2 separate regions of the Homo sapiens genome follow, and region 1 is linked to region 2. The links are chromatin loops, found by intact Hi-C in ENCODE. Cell type or tissue: heart left ventricle. All regions are shown on one strand. Links, peaks and the distances in the headings refer to the core of each region. The heading gives the core; the rest is flanking DNA.

Region 1 (12,571 bases), core at 1,876-9,875, 200 kb before region 2:
GAGTGGCTTTGCTTTGTAAACTTAAGCCCTCAAAAGGGGACTTCACTGGGAATCTCTATTAAGATATTTATGAACTTCATTTTTTAAAAAAATAGTAAATATGATCAGCTTTGAATTATTTGATTTATTTTCATTAATTGCCAGTCATCCAAAAGAATTTATTGAGCACTTGTAGGTACCAGACACTGTTCTAGGCACAGATGTGAGCAAGATACATATGGCCCCTGTTCTAATGTAGCACACAGTGTGGTATTGACACAGAGTAAATGGGTAGTCGTAACATGGGGCTCTGAGAGGGGAAGGAAGCGGGTATCTTAGGAGATACTTAAAGGTCAGGGATGGCTTCATGGAGGAAGGAGTTAGCTGGATGAAGAGTGGTGGGAGCAATGTAGATGCCCAGGTGAGAGTGGGGCCAGCCTGGAGTGGAGAGGGCATTGAGCACACAGCTAGAGTGTCATAACCTGGGGAGGGCGGTTTAGGGAGGTGAAGGAGAGAGATGCTAGGGCTGCCAGAGCAAAGTATCACCGACTGGGTGGTTAAAACAACAGAAATGTATGTTCTCATCATTCTGGAGGCAGGAAGTTTGAGATCCAGGTGTTAGCTGGGTTGGTTTCTCCTGAGGCCTCTCTCCTTGGGTGGTAATGGCCATTTTCCTCTTTGCCTTCACATGGGCTTCCCTCTGTTCGTGTCTGTGTCCTTATCTCCTTTTTGTATAAAGACGTCAGGCATATTGAATTAAGGGCCCCCACACATGACCTCATTTTAACTTAATTACCTCGTTAAAGACTCTATCTACAAATACAGTCATGTTCTGAATTACTGGAGGCTGGGGCTTCAATGTATGAATTTTATGGGACACAATTCAGCCTGTAATGGATGCATAGTCACTGGATCAAGCAAGGCCTTGGAACCATGTTAAGAAACATGGACTTTATCTGGAAGGCAAGGGGGAGTCACTGAAGAGTCTTACACAGAGCGGCGATGCTCATGTTTACATTTGGCAGAGATCTTACAGCAGCGAGGGGAAAATTGGAGAAGGATAGAGTTGGGTTCAGAAGCTATGAGGATGTTGTCTAAGAAAATTCTTGGCAGAGGGAGATTAGGAGGTAGAAACTGCAGAACCTGTGATGGGTCACTCCTGAGGGGCAGAGCAGGGGAGTGTCAAGGTAAGCTGGATTTCTGGTTTGGGCCACTGGGTGCACCATGGAAATCTTCACTGAGAGTCGTGGTCTGGGTGAGGGAAAGGAGGTGAGTCCAACATTAGGGGGGCATGCTGAGTTTCAGGGCCCTTTGGGACATCTGAGTGGGGCAGGTCTCAAGCTCCTGAAATAATTCTGGGTTGGAGATATGGATTTAGGACTCATTAGCTTGGATGGTAGTTGAAGCCATGGGAATGGATGCGGGAGGGGGGCTAGCCATGAGTTTGAATATTCAGAAGGGAGCTGGCAACTCTTCTTACTAATGCTGGAGACGTGTATGTGCCCAGAATGACTAACACCTCCGCTCATATGAAGGCCCAGTTAATCTTCAAGCCCAGGTTTTCCTCTCTGAGGAACCACTGGGGTCCTGGGGTAAGAGAGGATCTTGGGTCTCCTGGGCATTTTCTCCCTTCCCAAGACCTGAGGATGTTTAATCAATTTTTGATAGTTGATGAGTCACTGGATGCCTTCCCAGCTGAGTCAGCGAAGGTACCCCTCCTGGGAAGCACAACCCAGGCAGTTCCAAGTACCGGCCTTGTTTATCAGAGGGATGGGACGAGAGGGTGAGGTGTGACTTCCCAGAGCAGCGAGCTTCAGTGTCTGACTACATGGGGCAAGGAAAGACACCAGTGGACAAAAGGTATTTGCTGGGCTTAAGGGTGCGTGACGCATGTTTTTGGTAGTAGTAGCAGATTTGTCTTTTTAAGATGTCTTTTTTGAGCCACTTTTAAAATAACAACAGCTGACATTTATAGAATCTTCATCAGCTTCCAGACAATGTGCTAAGCATTTTACCTGCATTGTCTCAATTCGTCCTTACAGGGAAGCACTGTGGTTATTCCGATTGTACTAAGGATGTGATAGAAGTCACACGATGTGACTTCTGAGGCTAGGACATGAAAGCGTCTACCTGGCTCTCTCAGTCTGTCTCAGGATGTATGCCAGGGAGCCACAAGCCAACTTGTGAAATGTTTGGTTACCCTGCAGGTGCTGTGCTGGAGAGAGCATGTGGAGAGACACCACAGAGAGTGATGTCCAAGGATCCTCTGCTGTTCTAGCCTCCAGATGTTTGGTACCAAATGGAGAGTGAGTGAGGCTTCCAACCCCACCTTTGAGCCACCCCAGCTGATCCCAGTAGAGCAGAGATGAGCTGTCCCCACCAAGTCTTGCCCAGATTGCAGATCTGTGAACAAATAAGAATTTTTGCTTGAAGCCTCTATGTTTTGGGGTACTTGGTCACGTAGCCCTAGGGCTAACTGAAGTATAGTGAGAAGTGACAAGATTCAAGGTTGTATAGCTGCTTAGGGGAAGAACAAAGAAAGTACACTCTCCTTGCATTCAAAGGATATTTCTTCAATTTGCTTGCAGTGTGACCTTTGGCAAGCTACTGAACCTCTCTGTGCCTCAGTTTTCTCATCTGTATGATAGGGATGAAGATGGTATTTCTTCAGAAGGTAGTGATGAGGAATAAATATCTCATTCTTGGCATGTAGGAAAAAGCTAGTAAGTAGCTGGGTTGGGGTTTCAATTCAGGCAGTCTAACCCTAGACTCTTTACTGGTAAGCTCAGGTCCAGAACATTCCCACCAATCCCTGAAAAGGAGGCCAGACGGCAATATCCCAGGTACTCCCATTATTTTCCCCCATACGGCATGATTCTGAGTCCTCCTTGGCCGCCCTTCTCTGTTCACTGGGCCTTGATACATGATTCTCTGAACTGAAGGCCGCACCATCACTCCTCTCTGTTTAGTGCAGCCCGAGATTACACTGGCTTTTTTGGCAGTCACATCACATTGTTGACTCATTCTGAGCTGGCAGTCAAAATCCTAAGTGTTTTTATCACATGTGCTAGCATCAAGCTGCATTCCTTCCCATCTAGGATTGGTGCAATTGGAGTTTTAAAAAATCCAACTGCAGAATTGTTTAGTTTATTAGATTTTGCTCATTGTGGTAGTGTGCCTAGGAAAGAATCCAGATGAGCTCCTCTCCAGGGTTCTCGGAGACACCCTGTATCCTTTTAATATACCTTTCCTTTATTTCTGTAGTCCATTTGAGTGGCTTACTGGTACTCACAACACAAAAAGTAAGCCATAGAGTGACTTCTGGGTGGTCCTTGCTCAGGAGGAAAAGAGGTGTGGCAGGGATGCTGTGGTAGAGGGCAGAGAAAGCAAATGGCAGGAGCGTGTGCCGGGTGCCACGTCTGAGCCGTGGCAGACCTTGCAGCTGATCATGACTCTCTTTTCTGCTGAGTCAGGAAATGGCCTCTACTTTGATTAGCTGCCACCTGAATAGGACAGAGTTGAGGACTGAGGACAGAGACTGCTTTCGAAGTGGACCCTGGCATAATTAATCAGGCTTCAAGCACATCGGTTGTTCGGATGGTTCCCAATTCCCCCAAATGTGCTGCCATCTTACCCTCATTTTCTCAGCTTGCCCACAAAGATAAAATGATATTTTTATCAAGTCTCATTTCTTGCTGAACTACAAGTTCTCTAAGTGGCCGCATCACTTGATCCTGCTACTCTGGCGATACTATGTACAGTGCTTGCTGAAGTGGTCACTCTGGTTGGTGGGTGCCACAGAAGGTGGGTGGCTCAGAGTGGACTGAAGAAAGTACCAGAGTCTGATGGACCTCATTTCTGCAGTCAGTGGTGAGGTGCTGGCTCCCATGGTGGGGGGATTTTCCCAGGTGCCTTAGCTCAGGAAACATATGGTGCTCAGTGGAATGGACCCTGGTGTGTCTCCAGTGGTCTGCATAGCTCCTGGGCAATATGGAAGGACAGTGCTGACTCAAGCAGAGCCTGAGCCATCTCTAGACGCTTTCCCACCTTGTCCTTGAGTCCTACAAATTAGGTCCTAATTGGTCTGTATTCTCCCCGCCCCCTTACTCTCCAGCCTAGGGACGTCTTTCCATTCTGGGAATAGGACGCCTTACCTTTACTCCACTCATATTCTCTCAAATATGTTGTATGTGCACGAAGCCTTCCTATTTGCCTATGCTTAAGCTCTTGAAGCTCAAGGTTAATCATTAACTTCTTTTTTTTGCCACCCCTTTGCTTTCTTTTATGTCAGCTCTTCCTTGAGGGAATGAAGGCAGACTGCTGGGCTGAACACAAAAAGGGGAGCAGCCCGGGGTAAAAGGAAATTCTAGAATAAAGAGCACATTGGTTAATAGCTTAGAAATGTTATCCCCCTAGACGAGTAATAGAAAGTTCCTCAAACTCGCCTCAGCAAATTATGGGAACTGATTGTAAGAGGCAGCTTAGGGAAGCCAGGGGTGGAAATGGCTGATTGGACCGGAAGTGGCACAGGCGCCTTGGGGACGTGCTCTCACAGCTTCTCACTTTGGGTGCCACAGTCTCTCATCTCTGGCTCCTCTGAATGTCTACCTCATCTCTTCTCTCTCTGGACTGGCTTTCACTGCATTGGTGGACGTATGACATGAGGATACCCAGCCCTGCCCATGGCCCAATTGCACCAATTAGAAAAGCTGCCCCTTCAAGAAATATTGTAATTGCCATCTGCCAGGAGACTCAGTTAAAAACACACAAATAAGTGAGGACCATACATGCTCAATGGACTGCTGCTGCACGTTTGTGTGCAGTGATGGCAAGTGGGACCCGGAACTCTGGCCTCTGCTTATCCTCAGAAGTGGGCGGCAGAGAAGGAGGAACGTGCTTGAGTCGCAGTCCCCAAAAAGGGAGGAACTCATTGGCCCAGCTTAGGCCTGGTGTCTGCCTACCTGTGGTTCAGTCAGCTGTGGTCGGTGGGCAGGACACACCTGAAGGAGCATATCTTGGCTGTGTGGGTTGGGCAGACATCCCACAATGCTCATGTAGGGGGATTCATCTCATTAACTCTGAGTGTTTCTTCGGCATTCCCCCACTATTTTTAACATATCATTTACAATATTGAATTAATAAGACTGGGAATGAAAGTTCTTTGACAGAACACACATGGTAGTTACTTTTGGGACTAATTGCTCTGCAGGTCGCCTCGTGCATTACCGTCTGCTATTTTTGCTTAAATTATATGTATCTGCTTTTATGTCACTTCCTAGGTAAACCTTACTTCCCCCTATAGGAAACATGGTTCACTCAAACAAAGTAAATAAAAGGGCTTTCCTGAAGGTGTGGGCAGATTTAAGGGAATCTGACAAGAAAAGTACGAGCTAAGAAGGTCTGGCAGCCACTCCCCTGCTAAGCTAGAACAGGCAGGAAGGGAGCACTTACTGGGGCCAGGTGGTGGTAGCTGTAGGGATGTAGGACAGGGCAACTCAGGGGACCTGTGGCCTCATGCAGAGGGAGGCAGCCAATCTATAGCCACCTATCAGGGAGGGAGCTGGGCAAATAAATGTCTCCATCTTGTTCTCCTCCTTCTTCTCTCCAATCTCCTGCCAGTGCCTCCACTGGTTGAACCTAGCTGGGAGCCAGTGGATCAAAGATCCAGTGGACCAAAGGATCCATAAATGTGATCCTCCTGGGGGTATAAAAAAGGATAGAAATAGGTGGAAAGTGGATCTGGGAGTGGCTAAATGGAAAATATCCAGGATGTTCCAAATTGCATTCCTCTGCTATATGCCTTCCCAGACCATTGCACTGCCCCATCACAATGCTCATCCTAGTTTGTCATATCTGCTGAAGGATTAGGCATGCAGAGCATATGCCTCATGGAAGTTAAGGACTGTATCTGACTTGTCATTGCTGTATGCCCAGAACCTATCCCTGCATCTGATTATCAATGATGTGTAATGGAGCTTGGAACGTGAATGGGCACATATGTCTGATGTCCTCACCTGACCATTCTTTGGGAGCCCTTTGGGGATAGTGAATCTCCCAGTACCCTACTTGGGCACAATAAGGACTATTTAGTGAAAGAACATTCACAATTGAGTGAATGGATGAATTCTAAGGGTGGATCACTTTGAAAATACCTGAATGTCAATCTCATGGTACCAAGTTTATATCAGAATTCAACCTCAAATTAACTAACTTCCATTCCAGATCTGTTCCTTTCTTGGTGACATGGCAGCATATACATGCCTCATTTTCTCCTGCCTTATATCCATATCCTCTTGGTCTGGTGGCACACCTTCCATTTCTTCACAAGCAACCTGGGATGATTAGCTTAGGTCCCCAGCCCAGCCCTACTCAATGGATGAGCTTCAACTAAGATGGGGACAAGGAGGCTCTCCTGGGATTTTGCCTCTCAAAACCATGGATCATGTGCCTCTCCTCTCCTTCCACTTTCTTTCTTTTTTTTTTTTTTTGGCTTAAATTAAGCAGAGGTGCCATTTTTTGCTTATATTCAAAGAACTCATATCCTCAGACACCAGGAGGGGAGTTCCAGACTTATGAGGCTATACAATGGTATGGTTAAGGTCTTGGGCATTGCAGCTACATTGCTTGGGCTTGGATCCCAGTTCTGCCATTTTTTGGCTATGTGACCCTAGGCAAGTTACTTATGTTCTCTGTGCCTCAGATTTCTGATCTTCAAAGTGGAAACATTAGCTGAGATAAAGCATGCAAACACTCTTAAAACAGTTTCTAGTGCATGGTGAACACGCAGTATATATCACAGGGTCTTGACCATCCAAGCAACTTGAGAAGAAAAAAAAATGATGGAATTATACTTCTTTAAACAAAAAAGAAAAAAATCACAAATCACAGAATAAATTGGAATGAATTCAATGAGTTTTCAAGGGCTGCTATGTCTTCCTACCCACTCTGATGTGGGGTATGTACAGAGAAAAACGAATCTGGAGCTGTTTCTAAAGGAGACATTTGAAAATGAGCTTGTGCCTTTTTATTTTTCAAGAAAAATCAGAGGCCAGTGGCTATATGTGCTGTTCTCTCTTTCTTTTCTGGGAAAGTTCATGAGTTCTTGGCCCCAAATAAGCTTAGTTCTCTACCGCTTCCCACAAGGAAATTAAATTTTCAGGTCCTGCACAAAAGTTTAGTTATCGCTAATATAATCATTGGTGCTGTCACTGTAGGTCTGTAGGAGCTGAGTGGAAGGATGGAATTTGACAGCAATAAAAAAGTTCTCCCTCTTCCCCTGCTCTCAGACACTTGGATACCCATTTACACATATGTGCACAATGTGACACACACCCTCAGGCACACATGCACAACCACACACACACATACATAAAGGGATGGCTTTCCCAGAGACAGTTATCCTGAGTGATGTTTTTAATCCTGAGTTTTATCCTGAGTGATTTTTAAAAAAACTAAATCCATCCAGTATTTTTGGGTGCCCACATAGCCAGAGCTGGGCATGGGGAAATGGGGAAGAAATTGGTGCTATAAGCATGATTAAAGCTGTAGTCCTGGTCCTGCCTTCTAGGAGATTCTGAAGCAGTGTTTTGGGAGTGAGAGACACCTACCAGTATCTAATAAAAGGTAGGTTGTGAAAAGGTTATATGAGAGGTTAAAAAGTTGCTAAAGGTTGCTTTGCTTTCTTTCTTTAATTTTTAATGTGACTCTGGAGTAGTTTCACAGGTTCTCAGTCTAGCTTTGGAGTCAACCAGCCTTGTTCTGCATTGGTCTGGATTTAAATACTGGATTTGCTGCTTATGAGTAGTGACACTTACTGAGCCTTGGTTTCCCAGTCTGTGAACAAGGTACGAACATCACCTGTCTATATGTGTTAAGATTGCATGTGCTGGAAATCACAGAGGTTAGATGGCAGTGACTTAACCAAATAGGAGTTTGTTTTTCTCATGCAATAAGTAGTTCAGAAGTGGGCAAGCCAGGGTTGGTACCATTGTTCCAGGGACTCATCAAGGACACAGGCTCCCAGAATCATCCAGAGCCACAGGGTGGCTGCCCTGGTTGCAGGCAAGATAAAGGGGAATGGAGAAAATGGCAGGAAGCTGAAGACGTGAGCCAGCCACATCTGTACCCCTTTGGAGAGCTTTCTGGAAAGCCCCATTCACTGACTACATCTTATACTTTGTTGGACACACTATGCCAAGATGACCAACACTATCTGCAAAAAAAAAGCTGGGATATCAAGTATTTTAACTGAACATATAGTTGCCTCAAACAAAATTGAAGTCCTGTCACAAAGGAGGAAGAAGAGACTCCAGCTGTATCTGCCACATGATATTGGGAGAGTTGTTGAAGAGATTCCCTGAGATAATTCATGCCAAACTCTTGGCCCAATGCCTGACATGTGGTGACTATTATTATTAGCTGGGACTCTCCCCATTGTCTTCTCAGAGGATCCTCCAGCAAGGTGACAAATGTAAATGCAGCCTCCTCAGTGTTCAGGGACTCCCCCTTCCACCAGCCACTTTCTGTCTGAATCTGAGTCATGCTCATGACTCAGGCCATCTCATCTCTTCCAGAAAGTCTCCCCTCACCTCTGTGGTCCTCCAAGATATCACCTGCTATTTTCAGAACCTGTAGCATGAAATGACTATATCACCCAAATGTAATTTCAAACATATTTCCTAGTGTGAATAGATCTATATCTCTGTGTTTATTTTTTCTCCCAACTAGGTTACAAGTATCTTGATGGCAGGAATTACATTTTATTCCTACAGCCCTGCCACAAAGCTCTGATTACTGGTTCTTATGCATCTCAGATGCCCACACTGAGTAGACTGTAGGACATTCTGAGGTAGCTAGCTTTTGTTTAATTTGCTGTTGGGCTGAAGTGTGGTGTGCCAGGGATTTGTTCATGTATGTGCAATAATGAATCATGCTCTTTTGGGCATTTGCTGTTTTTTTAAATGTTTTTTGAATTTTTTTATTGATATATAATGGGGTACATGTGATATTTTGTTTCATGCATCAAATGTGTAATAATCGAGTCAGGGTATTTAGGGTTTCCATCACCTTGAGTATTTGTCATTCCTCTATGTTGGGAACATTTTAATTCCTCTCTTCTAGCTATTTTGAAATATATAATACATTGTTGTTAATTATAGTTACTCTACTCTGCTATAAAACAGAACTTACTGTAACTCAGGAATGGAAAACCAAATACCATATGTTCTCACTTATAAGTGAGAGCTAAGCTATGAGGATGCAAAAGCATAAGAATGACATAATGGACTTTGGAGACTCAAGAGGAAGGGAGGGAGGGGGGTGGGGGATGAAAGACTGCATAGTGGGCAAAGACTACTGCTCAGGTGACAGGTGCACCAAGGGCATTTCCTGTTCTATCTGCATCAATTTTGGAAGCTCAGATAGCCAAGGTGTTGTCTAGTAACATACACCAGGGTGACCCCAGAACAAAGGGGGATCAAACGTGAGGTTTAGGCCAGGCGCGGTGGCTCACACCTGTAATCTCAGCACTGGGAGACCAAAGCAGGCAGATCACCTGAGGTCAGGAGTTCGAGACCAGCCTGGCCAACATGGCAAAACCCCATCTTTACTAAAAATACAAAAATTAGCTGGGCGTGGTGGTGGGTGTCTGTAATCCCAGCTACTCAGGAGGCTGAGGCAGGGAGAATTGCTTCAACCCAGGAGGCAGAGGTTGCAGTGAGCTGAGATTATGCCACTGCACTCCAGCCTGGGTGACAGAGCAAGACCCCATCTCAAAACAAAAAAACAACAAACAAACAAACAAACAAAAAACATGAAGTTTAGAATGCCCATCTGGAAGCATTCATTCATTCATTCATTCACTCGTTCACCATTTATGTTCCCGATGTATGCGAGGCACAGTTCTGAGGCCCTCCTGTTGCTGTGTCACCTCCCACAGCTGCTTCCCATCAGCTGCATCCCAAACATAAGAGGAGTGTGTTTAATCAGCAATACTCACTTTCTTCTGATTTTGACTCAAGGGTACTTCCCTGCACCCATCAATTTCAAAACCACTTCCTAAATCTGACTTAGCCACTTGATTTCATGGGGTGCCCTGTCAAATAATTGTGAAAGAAGAACATGAAGCAGGACTACTGTGGGTGGGAAAGCCCCATACTTACCTGCCCCTTTTCTAGCCAACTCATATCCTGGTCCCTTCGGGGTCCCCAGATGAAGTACCAGCAACCCCTTTCCCCACACCCCACCAGTTCAGTGGAAAGGACTTATCTTCAGGAAGATTGGATTTTATGCCTCAAAATGAATGAATTCAGCAAAGAATTTCTGAGCTCTTCTTACGTGTAAGGTACTGTGCCGGCATGGGTGACGAGAACACAGCTATATTAACAAATCAATCAAGTAACTGATTACATATTAGACTGTGCTAGCTGATGAGGATACTTTAATCTTTGTAAGATGGATAGAGCACTTTCTCTGTGCCAGGCCCCATGCTTAATGTCTTATGTACATTTTCTCCTTGGATACTCTAAGGATTCACATCAACACTCTGAACAGGTTGAAGATAGAATGATTATCCTCTACCTGCCCCTTCCCTCCTGCTTTGTGTAGAACCCATCAAGGAGTGGAGAGGGCTGGAGATCTAAAAACAGGATCTAAATCCTGGGAAGAGACCACTTGTCTGTTGGGGTGCCCCATGCCAACATGAGGTGGCCTCAGTTGAGCAGTATGCTGGCATTTTGAGTGGAAAGGATTTGAGATATTCCCCAGTACTCTGTCTCTGAGTTTCCCTCAGGTCCAGTGGGTGTGTGTGAGATCTGAAAATGTTCAATGCCCTGTGGTAGAGTAGAGGAAGGTAGTTAAGAAGTCAGAACCAGTTATTTGCATGGGATCATTGTGATGTGGTTTGAGGGGACACTGTGGCAGAGTCTTAGTATGGATGAGCCAAAAGTTGGGGCTGAGAGAGAGAGCACAACAGGATCAAGAGAACCAAGTGGAGGCCGAGTCACAGGGAGGACAACCTACATTTACTGTGCCACTGTCGCATCAGCTGTGGACACTTTAGAAGTGTGTGTGATAAGGAAAAAAGCCAATGCCCAGCCATGACATTGGGTGTTACCTAGACCAGCCAGGATGACAGGTGTTACCTGCCTGGAACAGATGCCCTTCCCAAGGAAGGGGAGAACAAGTCAGGAGGGTATAACAAGTCTGGGAACTTAATTTCGCTCCTGGGGAGACAAGAAGGAGAAAAGGGAGAGAGAGAACTTTCAATTCAGGTGAATAAATTACTCAAAAGAGATGGGCTGTAATCTCTTTTGAGTGGTGTTATCTTGATGTAAAAAGATTGATTTGGTTTTTTTGTGTCAATCATAGAAACAGTTTTTCCAGAATTGTGACTGTGAATTTTATACCCACAACAGGAGTTTAGGTGAAAATATCCTCAACTATTTTCTTTTCTAATCTTTTGCTCTTGGCTTCCTTCTCAGAGTGCCTCCTCATAACCTGACGCACCTGCCAGGACCAAAGTAGATCTTAAACATATAAATAATGGCTGAGGTTTCATCCTTAGACTGCATGGTTTCCCCCAGGGGAGTACATATTTATATTCTTCTTTTAATCAATGGAGAAACCAGAGGATGACTCATTCCCTCAGAGTGGAAGAGGAAGTCATGGTGCCCTTGACTAGAGTCCCTCCGGGTTTTGGTTTCTTCTCGGTGGGGTTGCAGCAGCCCTGTAAGGAATGCATGAGGGAAGGGGGCAAAAGGTGCTGGGAAGAGAGATGGTGGCTGTTTGGACAAAGGGCTCTTTCTGTCAGTGGCTCCATCTCCACCCAGACTCAGGCTCCCGTTCAGAAGTTCAGCTCTCTTCCTTTCACCCACTCTGAGATTCACATGCTCACACTCAAAGCTATTCCCTCACCACCAGGGCTGGGAGGGACCCTGCCTACAAGCCCTTTCCTCTTCCAGATGCTGAAAGAAGAAGTAATTATAGAAAACAAACAAAACAAAACAAAACAATGGCAACACTATGGAGACAGTGAAAAGACCAGTGGTTGCTAGGGGTTAGCCTGGAGAGAGTAATAAATAAGCACAGTGCAGAGAATTTTTAGGTCAGTGAAACTACCCTGTATGAGACTATCATGGTGGATGCATGTCATCATACATTTGTCCAAATCTACAGTATGTACACCAAGGGTGAACCCTTATGTGGTAGTCTCCCTTATCTGAGGTTTTGCTTTCCAAGGTTTCAGTCACCTGTGATCAACTGTGGTCCAAAAATAGTAAACAAAAATTCCAGAAATAAACAATTGGCAAGTTTTAAATTGCACACCATTCTGAGTGGCGTGGATGAAATCTTGAGCCATCTTGCTCTGTCCTACCTGGGACTTAAATCTTCCCTTGGTCCAGCATATCCACACTGTCTATGCTACCCACTCGTTAGGACTGAAAAACATATTGTGTATGGGGTTCAGTACTATCCCAGGTTTCAGGCGTCCACTGGGGGTCTTGGAACTATTCCTTGGGGATAAGCGGGCACTACTGTATACATTATGGACTTTGGGTGATGATGTGTCGATGGAGGTTCATCAGTTGTAACC
Region 2 (12,571 bases), core at 2,902-10,901:
AGCCTGTGTAGCCATCACAAGTCAGGCCAGCAGGTCCTCATACCTGACAGCCTGATTCCCAAATGGCCAATTCCTGGACTCCTTCATCCTCTACCATCTCTTACCCTCCTCTACTTTCCAAAGCAAGAAAACAGGGTGTTTCCTTTTTGCATAGGAAAAGCCTCCTTCCCCTGGCCTGTCTTCATCCTATTACCCAGCTCCAGATCTCGGATCGCGACCTAGATTTACTAATGCCTCCAATTCATTTTCCAGGGAGCTGGCAGCTTCCCTCCTGGTCAGGGCCTGGCCCGGGCCTGGCCCATGGAGCCCTATTCTTCTGTTTGCTGATTTCTGCTGCGACATTCGGCTCATAATATCAGAATTATCAAGGCTGATGCTTCCCCAAATAATTATTAATAAGAACCCATTCCATGAGTTTTTTGTTCTAGGAAGGGAGTTGTCTTCAACATATATATATTTGTTTGTTTGTTTGTTTTGAGACGGAGTCTCACTCTGTTGCCGGACTGGAGTGCAGTGGCACAATCTCGGCTCACTACAACCTCTGCCTCCCAGGTTGAAGCGATTCTCCTGCCTCAGTCTCCCGAGTACCTGGGACTACAGGTGCGCACCACCAAGCCTAGCTAATTTTTATGTTAGTGGAGACGGGGTTTCACTTCAGCCAACATTTTAAAAGATTGTTTTTGCTTGGTTTGAGGAATGGTTTTTTTGAATTTCTTTCTTTTAAATTGAGAGGAAGAATAAAATAGACCCGAGGGTAAAAAGATAAAGATGGGAGGTAGGGTTGGGGAAAGACTAGTATTTTAGCAGTCCGCAGTGCGGGATGGGAGATGGTCAGCCTTCCAGCTGGGGAGAAACCAAAGTCAGGAAGCCAAGGGTGAGAATCCCGAGAACTAAGCAACACTGAGACTGGCCAGAATAGTCACTCTTTTACTGTACGCTATGTCTTACAGAAATACCTTCAGAAAGAATAGGTTGAAAAAGCCCTGCTGGGCTGGGCGCGGTGGCTCACGCCTGTAATCCCAGCACTTTGGGAGGCCGAGGCGGGCGGATCACGAGGTCAGGAGATCGAGACCATCCTAGCTAACACGGTGAAACCTCGTCTCTACTAAAAATACAAAAAATTAGCCGGGCGCGGTGGCGGGCGCCTGTAGTCCCAGCTACTCGGGAGGCTGAGGCAGGAGAATGGCGTGAACCTGGGAGGCGGAGCTTGCAGTGAGCCGAGATTGCGCCACTGCAATCCGGCCTGGGCTAAAGAGCGGGACTCCGTCTCAAAAAAAAAAAAAAAAGAAAAAGCCCTGCTGCACCTCATCAACATCTAGAACAGGGGTCAACAAACTATAGTCCACCCCCTATTTTTGTAAAGTTTTATTGGAACAGAGCCACACCCATTAATATTCTCTACAGCAATTTTTACCTTACAACAGCAAGAGTAGCTGTAACAGAGACCATATGGCCTGCAAAGTCAAAAATATTTACTATTTGGCCCTTTACAGACAAAAAGTTTGCCAACCTCTGGTGTAGAATGCTGTATCCTATAATGCACCACTTTACAAACTTGTTTCCTTAGCAACAGAATGCATTTCTGTGAAAAATATTTTAAATGTGGAAACCCACGAAAAAGATAAGTGCAGAGAAGAGACAGCAGTCACAGTCCCAAGACCTCAGCCTTCCCTTTGCTCCCCTCTCCTAATGGTGTTTCTAAAACCCAGGGTTCCGTGAAATCGAGTTTGAAAATAGCTTCAGAGCACATGCTTTTTGAGGGCAAGACACTGCTTTAATTTCTTATGTGTCTATTTAGTAACTGGCAGCTAAAATACACTCAAGTTTGACAGATGAGGGATGAAGTGCTTCTAGTCAAGACCCAAATCCCCATGGCTGCTGTTGAACATCTTTCTGTCTTCTGTCATCCAAACTCCCCTCAAGAGTGACTCACACCCACTGTCTTCTCTTCCTATACCTTCATGTCACTGGCTTTTGACTTTAGCCCCATTGCTGTGCTTGAACTGTTGTCACCAAGGTCCCCAGTGATATCTTTAGCTACTACAGGACATGGGCATTCTCCAGTTCTTCTCCTCAGGTGACCTTTTGAGCATCTGACAACTCCTGGATCTCACTACCCCTTTGGGTTCTTTTTTCTAACACCTTAGTTTAAATGTATTTTATTTTACTTTTAGTTGACAAATAATAATTGTATATATTTATGGGGTGCATGTGATGTTTTGATACATGTAGACATTGTGGAATGATCAAATCAGGCTACTTAACATACTCATTACTGAAACTTTCCTTTTTTGTGATGATAACATTTAAAATCCATTCTTTTAGCTATTTTGAAATATATAATACATTATATTAACTGTAGTCACCATACTATGTAATAGAATACCAGAACCTATTCTCCTGTCTAATGGAAACTTTGTACCCTTTGGCAAACATCTCCCTTGTCCCCGTTCACATCCTCCTGCCACCTTCTATTCATAGAGTAAGGGGTTAATATCTAAAATATACAAGAAACTCAAACTACTTAATAATAGGAAAACAAGTAACCCTATAATAAAATAGGCAAAGGATCTGAATAGACATTTCTTGAAAGAAGACATACAAATGGCCAGCAGATCTATGAAAAAATTCTCAACATCTTGAAGCATCAGAAAAATGCAAATTAAAACCACAATGAGATATCACCTTACCACTTTTGATCAGCAATTGTAAAAAAGATGAAAAATAAAAAGTGTTGGTGAGAATGTGGAGAAATGGGAATGCTTGTACACTATTGGTGATATTATAAGTTAATATAGTCATTTTGGAAAACAGTATGAAGATTCCTCAAAAAGCTGAAAATAGAACTACAATATGGGGCGGGCACAGTGGCTCACACCTGTGATCCCAGCCCTTTGAGAGGTCAAGACAGGTCGGTCAACTGAGGTCAGGAGTTTGAGACCAGCCTGGCCAACATGGGGATACCCCATCTCTACTAAAAATACAAAACTTGGCCAGGCATAGTGGCTCACGCCTGTAATCCCAACACTTTGGGAGGCCGAGGCAGGTGGATCACGAGGTCAGGAGTTCAAGACCAGCCTGGCCAAGATGGTGAAACCCCATCTCTACTAAAAATACAAAACTTGGCCAGGAGTGGTGGCTCACGTCTGTAATCCCAACACTTTGGGAGGCCAAGGCAGGTGGATCACGATGTCAGGAGTTCAAGACCAGCCTGGCCAAGATGGTGAAACCTCGTCTCTACTAAAAATACAAAAATTAGCTGGGCGTGGTGGTGGGTGCCTGTAATCCCAGCTACTCGGGAGGCTGAGGCAGGAGAATTGCTTAAACCCCAGAGGCAGAGGTTGCAGTGAGCCAAGATCGCTCCACTGCACTCCAGCCTGGGCATACAGCGAGACTCTGTCTCAAAAAAAAAAAAAAAAAAAAAAGAACTGAACTATGATATGATCCAGCAACTCCACTTCTGGGTATGTATCCGAAGGAATTGAAATGAGTATGTCGAAGTGATGTCTGTACTGTCATGTTTACTGCAGCATTACTTATAATAGCCAAGATATCAAAATAGCTGAAGTGCCCATCAATTGATAAGTGGATTAAAAATGTGGTCTACATACATGACAGAGTACTATTTAGCCTTTAAAAAGAAAAAAATTCTGTCATTTTCAACAACCTGAATGGACCTAGAGGACATTAAGCTAATTGAAATAAGCCAGACACAGAGAGACAAATACCACATGACCGCACTTACTGTGGAATCTGAAAAGTCAAAACTCTTGGCTTCTTGTTACTCCACAATCTCCAGGTTATTTTTGACTGTCTTTGGCCTTTGCTTCCCTGTGTCTGAAGTGAGCTCCTCTTTCTCTGACCTCTTCTTAAACGAAGATATACTTTAAGCATTGACATCATCTCAAATCTAAATCTAAATGTTGAGTGCTCACAAGTTTCTATTTCAAGCCCAGGCTTACCTCCTAAGTTTCAGACTCATTTATCTAACTCTCTGCTAGATAACTCCACCTGGCACTCCAAACTCAACCTGTCGCAATTTGAACTCACCATATTCCTTACAGCTGATTCCTCTTTGGAATTCTCTCTGTCACTTGAGGATACCATCATCTGGCCAGTTGTTGTCAACTACAACCCTGTGACCTTGGCATCTTAAATCAAACAACCAAATTCTACCCATTTTGTGATCTGAGACTTCTTGGCTCCATCCCCTGTCTCCCTCCCTTATTATCTCTCTCAAGATGGCTATAGCAGCCTCCTACCTGGGCTCCTGAATCTTGTGCTGTAATCCATTCTGCATTCTGCAGCTACAGGAATTATGCCAGTCACCATCCCCAACATTCACATACCTGTAAGCCATCTATGGCTTCCCAGTGCACACAGGGTAAAGGCCAGATCCATGGTGATGGCTTACAAGGGCCTACAAAGGCTGGTCCTTGTTTGTCTTTTCCTGTCTCATTTTCTATATTCTCCTTCACTCACTGCCTCCCAGCTATACTGATCTCTCTATTTGTCAAACATGCCACGCTTCTTCCAACTAGAAAGGCTTTATCCATGTTGTTCCCTCTGCTTGGTGAATAACTCCTATTCATCCTGTAAATCTTAGCTCAAACATCACTTTCTCTGGGATGCTGCCTTCCCTGACCAAAAATAAAATATAGTCATCATGGGATCCTAGGCACCATGAACGTCTCCTTCTTAACTCATCGCAGCTATAATTTCACACTTGTTTTTATAATTATTGCTTAATATATATATTCACTTACTAGACCCTAAACTTCAAGAAGGCAGGAGCCAAGTCTGATTTTTCTCTTAGACATATCCCAGTAGCTCCCCCAGTTCTGCATATCCACAGCCCTTAGCACAGGGCTGGCTTCTGAAAGTACAAATAATTACTGTGTGAATTAAATTATTTACTGTTGTGGTTTGAAGGAATGCTCTAAAACTCATGCTGACACTTAACCCCCAATGTGGTAATATTGAGAGGTGGGAACTTTAAGAGGTAATTAAATGGTGAGGGCTCTGCCCTCATGAGTGGATTAATACATTCATGGATTAATTGATTAATGGGTTATTGTGGGAGTAGAACTGTTGGCTTTATGAAAACAGGAAGAGAGACCTGAACTAGCATGCTAGCACACTCAGCCCCCTCACCATGTGATGCCCTGCACCACCCTGACAATCTGCAGAGAGTCCCCACCAGCAAGAAGGCTCTCACCAAATGCAGCCTTGGATTTCTCAGCCTCCAGAACCGTAACAAAAAAAAGTTATTTTCTCTATAAATTACCTAGTTCCAGGGATTCTGTTATAAGCATCATTAAACAGACTGATATACTTACCTTTCATCCAGACTTGTTCCCCTGAAATCCACCCTGAACACATTCTACCTAAAATACCCATGAGACCTTGTCCCTGCCCTGCCCTTCAGTGGCTCCCCTTGGCCTGCAGGATGAAGTCAAGCTTCATGCTATACAAGCCCCATCACAATCATTACCACTCTCTAGGCTCATCTCTGCCCTCGTTGCTGGGCACATCATGCTCCAGAAGCCCGGTTCTGCTTCCTGATTTCAGCACACATCACGCTATTTCACACCTAGGACGGCTGCTCCTGGGATGTAATTCACTGGGATTCACCAATTGTTAATGTTTTAGCACAATCACTTCTTCTCTCTCTCCCCCTGTATGTGTGCATATGTGTGTATGTGTATTTGGGGGAGCATTTGAAGCCATCATGGCACTTCACCCCTGAACGTTTCTGAAGGTGTCATCTAAGAACAAGGTCATTCAATTTCATCACCACAACGTAACTGTCACATCTGGGAAATTAAGCATTAATATAATACTACTCTAAGGACCGTATCCCTAATTATCTAATTAATGTTATAGTTTTTTGTTTTGTTTTGTTTTCTCTGATATCTCATCTCATCCTCCCTGCCCCTCACCCATCTCCAGTCTACATCTGGTTTGCTGACTCTACTTCCTTTTTTCCGCAATGATTTCAGAAAGGGCAGAGATGACCAGTTGTACACCAAAACCTGTTTCTTCTTCTTCTTCCCCAGCACACAGCTTGACCTCATTTCTGAGCCTCCCTTGAAGCTGTGTATGTGACTGTATGGCTGAGTTCTAATGACAGAGGTGGGTATGATTCTCAGGCCACGGTTTTTATGAAGCAGCAAGTTCTTGTGCATGCTCTCTCTTTTGTCAGCTCAGTGCCAACGATGAAGACAAGCCTTTAGGGAGGAGTGGAACCACAAGATAGAAAGAGCCGTGGGTCATCATATCAATGGATGGAAGAGAGTCTCATATCAAGCAGGAACACCTGCCTTGGGTTTATAGGTAGGTAACAATAAGCTTCTATTATGTTTGAGCCATTTCACAATTGAAGATCTATTTGTTATAGCAGCCAATGTCACCAAATGTGGTTAATATTCTTCTATAGAAAAGGGACTAGATGGATTTTCTTATCTAGAACCTCTTACCTTAAGAGAAAATGAGAAGTAGAGGAGAAGCCTTGGGCATGATTTTCTAGGCAGAAGTCATCCCAGGAGCTAAAGGGAGGAGAAGGAGCATGGATAGATGTAAGAACTCAGTGTATGGAAACTCCATCCCCAGATCTCTGTCTGCTAACATGCGTGAGTGTGCTTGCAACTAGTTATACCTTTGTGCAATGAGGATTCCATTTAAATCTTAAGGAGCATTGGAGAAAACAGTTAACACAGAGACTGTTTATGAATGCAGAACGTCTAACAAAGTGAAAAGAGAAAATCTATAAAAGTTTGCTTTAACAATGTGAAAGTAAATGAATAAATAATTATAGCCATTATGTAAACTTCTCATTTTGTCTAATTACCATGCAACACAACAATAAGATTTATCATTAAATATGTCAGATTCACTTTGTTGTTCATTCATTTGATCGCAATTCCAAATTTTGTTCTTGAATGTACAGCCTGCATTGTTTGTTGTTCATAGCTGAAGAAATTAGAGGAAAACTTACTCAACACTCAGCTTTATAGCTGAGGAAAACTTGAGAACTTTTCATCAGCATCTAAATGTTATGGTTCTTCATAACTTGTTTTAATTTTCGACCATGTGGACTGAATTGGAAGTAGGCTGAAAAGTGAGAAATGTTGCTGAGCCAGACATCTCAGGCTTTTGATGGGTCCTCTGGTTCCATCCAGTCTGGGGTGCTGCATGCCGCATTCCTGCTCAGTTAGATGAGGCTGGAGTTTGTCAATTCCAGAGTCTGACTTCACTTCCAATCCCTGGACATCTCGGTATATCTAATTAATTGCATGTATATTATTTGTATATATTAATTGCTTAATAATATACCAATGATGCTAAAGTGCCCCAGCAGAGTTATTCTATGTGAGCAGAAATGGAAAATATTCAACACTTCAACACCATATAATGCTAATAACATAATATAATTATAACATAATAACAGCATCTGACACTTACATAATTATACATAATAACAGCATCTGACACTTACTGGGCATGTACGTGGTGTCAAACACTGTTTTACATCTCAGTGTATCTTTATAACAATTCCACGAGAGAGGTAGAGTGGTTCACTACTTTCCAACCTTAAAGTTTGAGGGCCTATGGAACTTGCCCAAGGTCTCAGTCCCCTGGTAACTGTTGGAAGTTCTCATTCATTATTTTTTCTTACAATATCCTGAGATAATGTCAATCCTGGTATAGGCAAAACTGTGAAGTGGGGGAATTTGTGTTCACTGCTCTTTCATTGCTCTTTGAAGAATTTGGGAATATGGACGTTGGTTTGGGGTTGAGTGGGAGGGCTCATTGGTTTGGGGTTGGGTGGGAGGGCTCACTGTAACAAGTTATATATATACATATTATTTACCATGTATATATTTTGCTGAGGCCAACCCAATTCTCAATGAGCCTATGATCTAGTTGAAGAAGGCTAAACAGTCAACAGGCAGTTGCAATCCAGTGGGATAAGTGCTGTGATGGGAGAAGTTAAGACTCTGTGGAAACCTCTAACCAAATTCGAGGGCAATCAGGAAAGGCTTCCTGGAGAAGGCATCTATGTTGAGGCCTACAGGACAGGAGGCAATAAACCAGAAGGAGTGAGAAGACAAGAAAAGAGGGTTCCAGGCAGCAGAACCAGTACAGCTGTGTAGATGAGAAGAGACTGGCGAACAGGTGTTGACAGTACACTGGCTTCATCAGATAAGCATCGAGTGCTCCTTTCCAGAAACTTTTTCCTTGCCTGCTACAGTGCCTGATTTTCTCAACATTGATCCATTAACAAACAATTCTATCAATACATCTATAGCATTTATTACTTATTTACTACACAAAGCATTGGGTAAAGAATTGAGAATTCAAAGAACTCTGAGACCCTGCCTCTGCCTTCTAAGAGTTTTACTGAGTGCGGGTGGGGTTGGAACATTCTCAGAGAAAAAAGAAAAATGTAAATAATAAAGCAGGTTTTTGAATAAGAGGAAGAAAAATGCCATGGTGAATCACTCAAGCTTTGGAGTCAAACCTTACTTCCACCATTGACTACCTAGGTGACCTTGCACAAATTACTTACCTTTTTGATCCTCAGTTCTCAATCTATACAATTGGAATAATAACACATCATTTTCAAGACTGTTGCAAGGACTAAACAGTTAATGCTTGCACGGCACTTAGAGCATGCTGCTCAGCACAGAGCAAGCTCACAATAAATGTTTTAGCCATTATGATATTACTATAATTAATTCACCACATAAATACTTGAGTGCCTGCTCTGTGATGCCTTTCCTGCTTTTTACTTCATGCCCTTTTGGCTCCATGCCGTACCAGCCATTGCCCTAGCACCTGTCTCTCCTCTTTCCACTGGATTCTTCTCTCCAGTCAGCATCATCTGGTCAAAGAAGCATAAACCATGAGCTCTGGAAAAACTGGTTTGTCTGTCTCACAAGCAGGCCTCAGAGTTCCCTGGGCACCTCTCTAAATCTCCCTGGACTGTTTGTCTTACCATACAGGGAGACTATTCTCTCCTGACCGACTGCAACCTTCTGTTCCCACTCACATAGCAGTGAGTTATATACAACACAGGGACATCTCTCACTGTGTTATGATCTACTTCTATCTATTACTAATTCTATTAACATTTAACATTTGCTGAGCCTGTATTAGGTACTGGAAGGAGTTGACAAGGGACTTGCATAGGATTATTAAGTTGGGATGAAACATCTAGCCTTAAACCATTATGGAGTGCATGCTCAAATAGAATCAGCAATCAAAAGCAGTTTTTTTAAAAAAGACTAAAATCTAGTCAATTTATGTATTTACCTACTTGTTTACTTATGGCCAATGTTGATATCTCCTGTATTTCCAAACCCAGTGCCAGGGAAAACTGGAACACCATTAAGATAAGCTGGAAAATGACATGGGAGAGCAGGCCTGATGATGCTGGTGGGACATGGTAGGTTTAGAGTTGTGGACAAGTTAATTTCAGGGCCATCCAAGGCACGGTGTGCAAGTGAAAATGTCCAATCAAGCAGTTGGCAATTTGGGAATAGAGTCAAAGAGAGGGGACAGGCAGCAGTAGATTTAGGCATCCTTCCCAGAGGAATGGCCACCCCTTAAATAAAAGTCTTCTGGGGCCGGGCGCGGGTGGATCACGAGGTCAGGAGATTGAGATCATCCTGGCTAACATGGTGAAACCCCGTCTCTACTAAAAATACAAAAAATTAGCCAGGCATTGTGGTGGGTGCCTGTAGTCCCAGCTACTCGGGAGGCTGAAGCGGGAGAATGGCGTGAACCCGGGAGGCAGAGCTTGCAGTGAGCCGAGATCGCGCCACTGCACTCCAGCCTGGGCAACAGAGCGAGACTCTATCTCAAAAAAATAAATAAATAAATAAAAATAAAAGATAAAAGTCTTCTGGGATCAGAAGTCCCGGTGAAGGGGCGAATATTTTATGAGGGTTTTGGTAACACTTCACCAGGGGTACTTAGACTTCTTTGCCAAAGGTTAGAGAAAGTGGACTAAGACCCAAGGGGTCTGGGCTGCAACCCCCGGCCGCTTATCTTTGAAGTCTCTTGTTTTAAAACATCGTGTGAATTTTTCATTCCATTCCACAATATACAAATAAGGTTTTAAATTACCTTTGAGTAAAACTGACATTGCAGTATGACAGGTGGCATTTAGCCTGCGGCTCCACATAGGATAAATTATTCTGAGCACACATGCATAGAAGGAGCTCACACTTCAGCTTGAGACACAAGGCATTCAGCGAGGAGCAGGAATGCCACCATCAGATGAGCTGGAAGGTTTGCAAGGGAAGCCCTAGAGGGAGTGGAACTCCAGACCAGGGGGTTTCGATGAGGGTAAGACCACCTGGAAAGGTCTGGTTGCCAGGAGGGTGTAAGGTGGAGGGGTCACCTGGGTGATCTCAGGTCTTGGGGCTCTATATGATGGGATAAGGACCTAGGAAGGGATAAAGAAGTGCTGGGAGGCCAAGCATTGGCAGTGCCTGTTGACTATGGGTAGAAGGCAGGGAAACTGCCTGGGACTGGGTGATCAGGGAGCCCTTTGCTTTGGGATTCTGTAAATGAAGGACTTTGGGAAGTTCTCCACGGGGCCACTAGCAGGCTGAGATTTCTCTCCTGAGTGGAAACAGATTGCCAGAGCTTCAATCCCACAGCATATTTCACTGACAGATTGGGTGCGATTTTTCCCGAGATGAGGGCGTTTCAAAAGCAGAGGAGGAAAGGGAGGCTGGGAGGGGAAGGTGGGTGGGGGAAGACAGCTGTCAGCTTCAGTGTGGCTTCAGGACAGCTCTTGCAGATGTGGGCAGAGCAACAACTGCCAATTTCCCAAGCCTCGGGCGATTCTCCAAATCTGGGGTCACAGGAGGGTGGGGGCAATCCTGATTGTACAAGAGGGTCCTGAGAGGCTTTGGGGACACAGAGCCTAGCTTCAGGGTGGGCTCACTTTGCATGTGAAATGAACATAACTCCTTGTACCAAATTAAACCAATTTGATCAAAATTTGTAATGCAGAGGAGCATAATTAAATTGAAGATTTTAATTAGGCACAGTTTTGATGAAACTTAACGGGAGCCGGCAGGAACAGTCTTGCTGTCTGCTAAACATAATCCTGCCTGGTGAAGAGCTCTATAGTTGATGATCTTTAATGACTGCCCAGCTCTCAGCTTCGTAGATGGTGTTGCAGTCAGTTTGGAGGAGGCCGGGGAGGTGCGAGCAGACTGGGGGAGGAAGAAGTGAGGTGGGACTTGCATGCGCAGGGAGGTGTCTTGTCTCTTTCAAAGGAATGCTGCTGCTAAACTTTCGGGGTACCCAATTACTCGCTTTTCATCTGCCAAGGTGGAGAAATTCATAGTGGAGAATTACATTGAGGGCTGTTTTACAGTAATGAGGCAGGAAGGAGAGGGCAGGGCTCGCTCCTGGATTGAGAGGGCCTCTGCGGGACTTCTTTGCTAATTGCTTTGTGCCTCTCAATTTCACTTCACAAAGCTTGAATTTTCCCTTGGCTCCCAACAACAACAAAACACAATAAAAGGCCTCTGGGAACAGAGAGTGGGGAGAGCCCTCAGCTTTCAGGACTAGATGCTCAGAAGGGCCTGGCCAGGATCTGTTTCCCCAGCACAGTATTCAGTATATAGGGGAGATAGTAAACACCACATCACTGAAGGGATGAAGAAATGAACACAACAGTAAATGGATAAGTCATTTACCCTAGGACTCTCCTGACAAAGAGAAAGAGTTAAAAATATGAGCCAGTTGGTCGGGCGTGGTAGCTCACTCCTGTGATCTCAACACTTTGGGAGGCTGAGGCGGGTGGATCATGAGGTCAGGAGTTTGAGACCAGCCTGGCCAACATGGTGAAACCCTGTCTCTACTAAAAGTACAAAAATTAGCTGGGTGTGGTGGTGGGTGCCTGTAACCCCAACTATTCGGGAGGCTGAAGCAGGAGAATCATTTGAACCCGGGAGGCAGAGTTTGCAGTGAGCCAAGATTGCACCATTGCACTCCAGCCTGGGAAACACAGCAAGACTCCATCTAAAAAAAAAAAGAAAAAGAAAAGAAAAAAAGACAAAAAAGAACCAGTAATGTTTGCTGCCTTTTAACAAAAAGTACCTGTACTTGAAGAAGGAATCTTCCCCTCCTTTCTTCCTTTCTCTCTCCTTTTCTTCCTTTATGCAACATATGTTTACTGAGGCCTCACTGTATGGTCAGCACTTTACCAGGCTCTATATTCTGGCAGATCCTTAAGAGTCCAAGTTCCTTCCTGCCCTCATAGATCTAGCAGACTAATGCAAGAAACAGCAGTGGGCACATATTTATGATTTATAAGAAGCTTTGTGTAGGAATAACAGAGAAGTCATACTTTGGTTTAAATCAGGGATCAGCGAGTGACAGCTGAGGGCCAAATCATGCCATTGTCTATTGAAAATAAAGTTTTAATGGAACAGAACCATGTCCATTCATTTACATATATTCTATGGCTGTGTTTGCTACAATGTCAGAGTTGAAGATGGGTAGTTGTGACAGAGACCTCATGGCCTGCACAGCCTAAGAT

Evidence for each region. Peaks named below come from ENCODE experiments on the same cell type or tissue, not always from the same donor. Only the 100,000 strongest peaks of a DNase experiment are listed, where the experiment ranks them.
Region 1: a loop joins it to region 2, with 2.9 times the contacts of the local background. A loop is called at or near these places in 6 of 110 quality-filtered maps.

The regions. Positions count from the first base shown.
Region 1 is chr5:159,448,449-159,461,019 of GRCh38, forward strand. LINC01845 (long intergenic non-protein coding RNA 1845) reads right to left here. Exons shown (of 7, transcript NR_027110.2): 3 at 11,093-11,201; 4 at 9,977-10,353; 5 at 4,941-5,083; 6 at 4,134-4,345; 7 at 108-1,008. Among named protein-coding and RNA genes, the nearest start is that of LINC01845, 12 kb to the right of the region's middle. RefSeq lists enhancers at 8,343-8,682, 10,195-10,364. In heart left ventricle, for the core only: no CTCF peak of the experiment used is centred there; no DNase peak of the experiment used is centred there; H3K27ac peaks cover 1,734 bases.
Region 2 is chr5:159,647,234-159,659,804 of GRCh38, forward strand. No RefSeq gene overlaps it. Among named protein-coding and RNA genes, the nearest start is that of LINC01845, 190 kb to the left of the region's middle. In heart left ventricle, for the core only: no CTCF peak of the experiment used is centred there; no DNase peak of the experiment used is centred there; H3K27ac peaks cover 2,720 bases.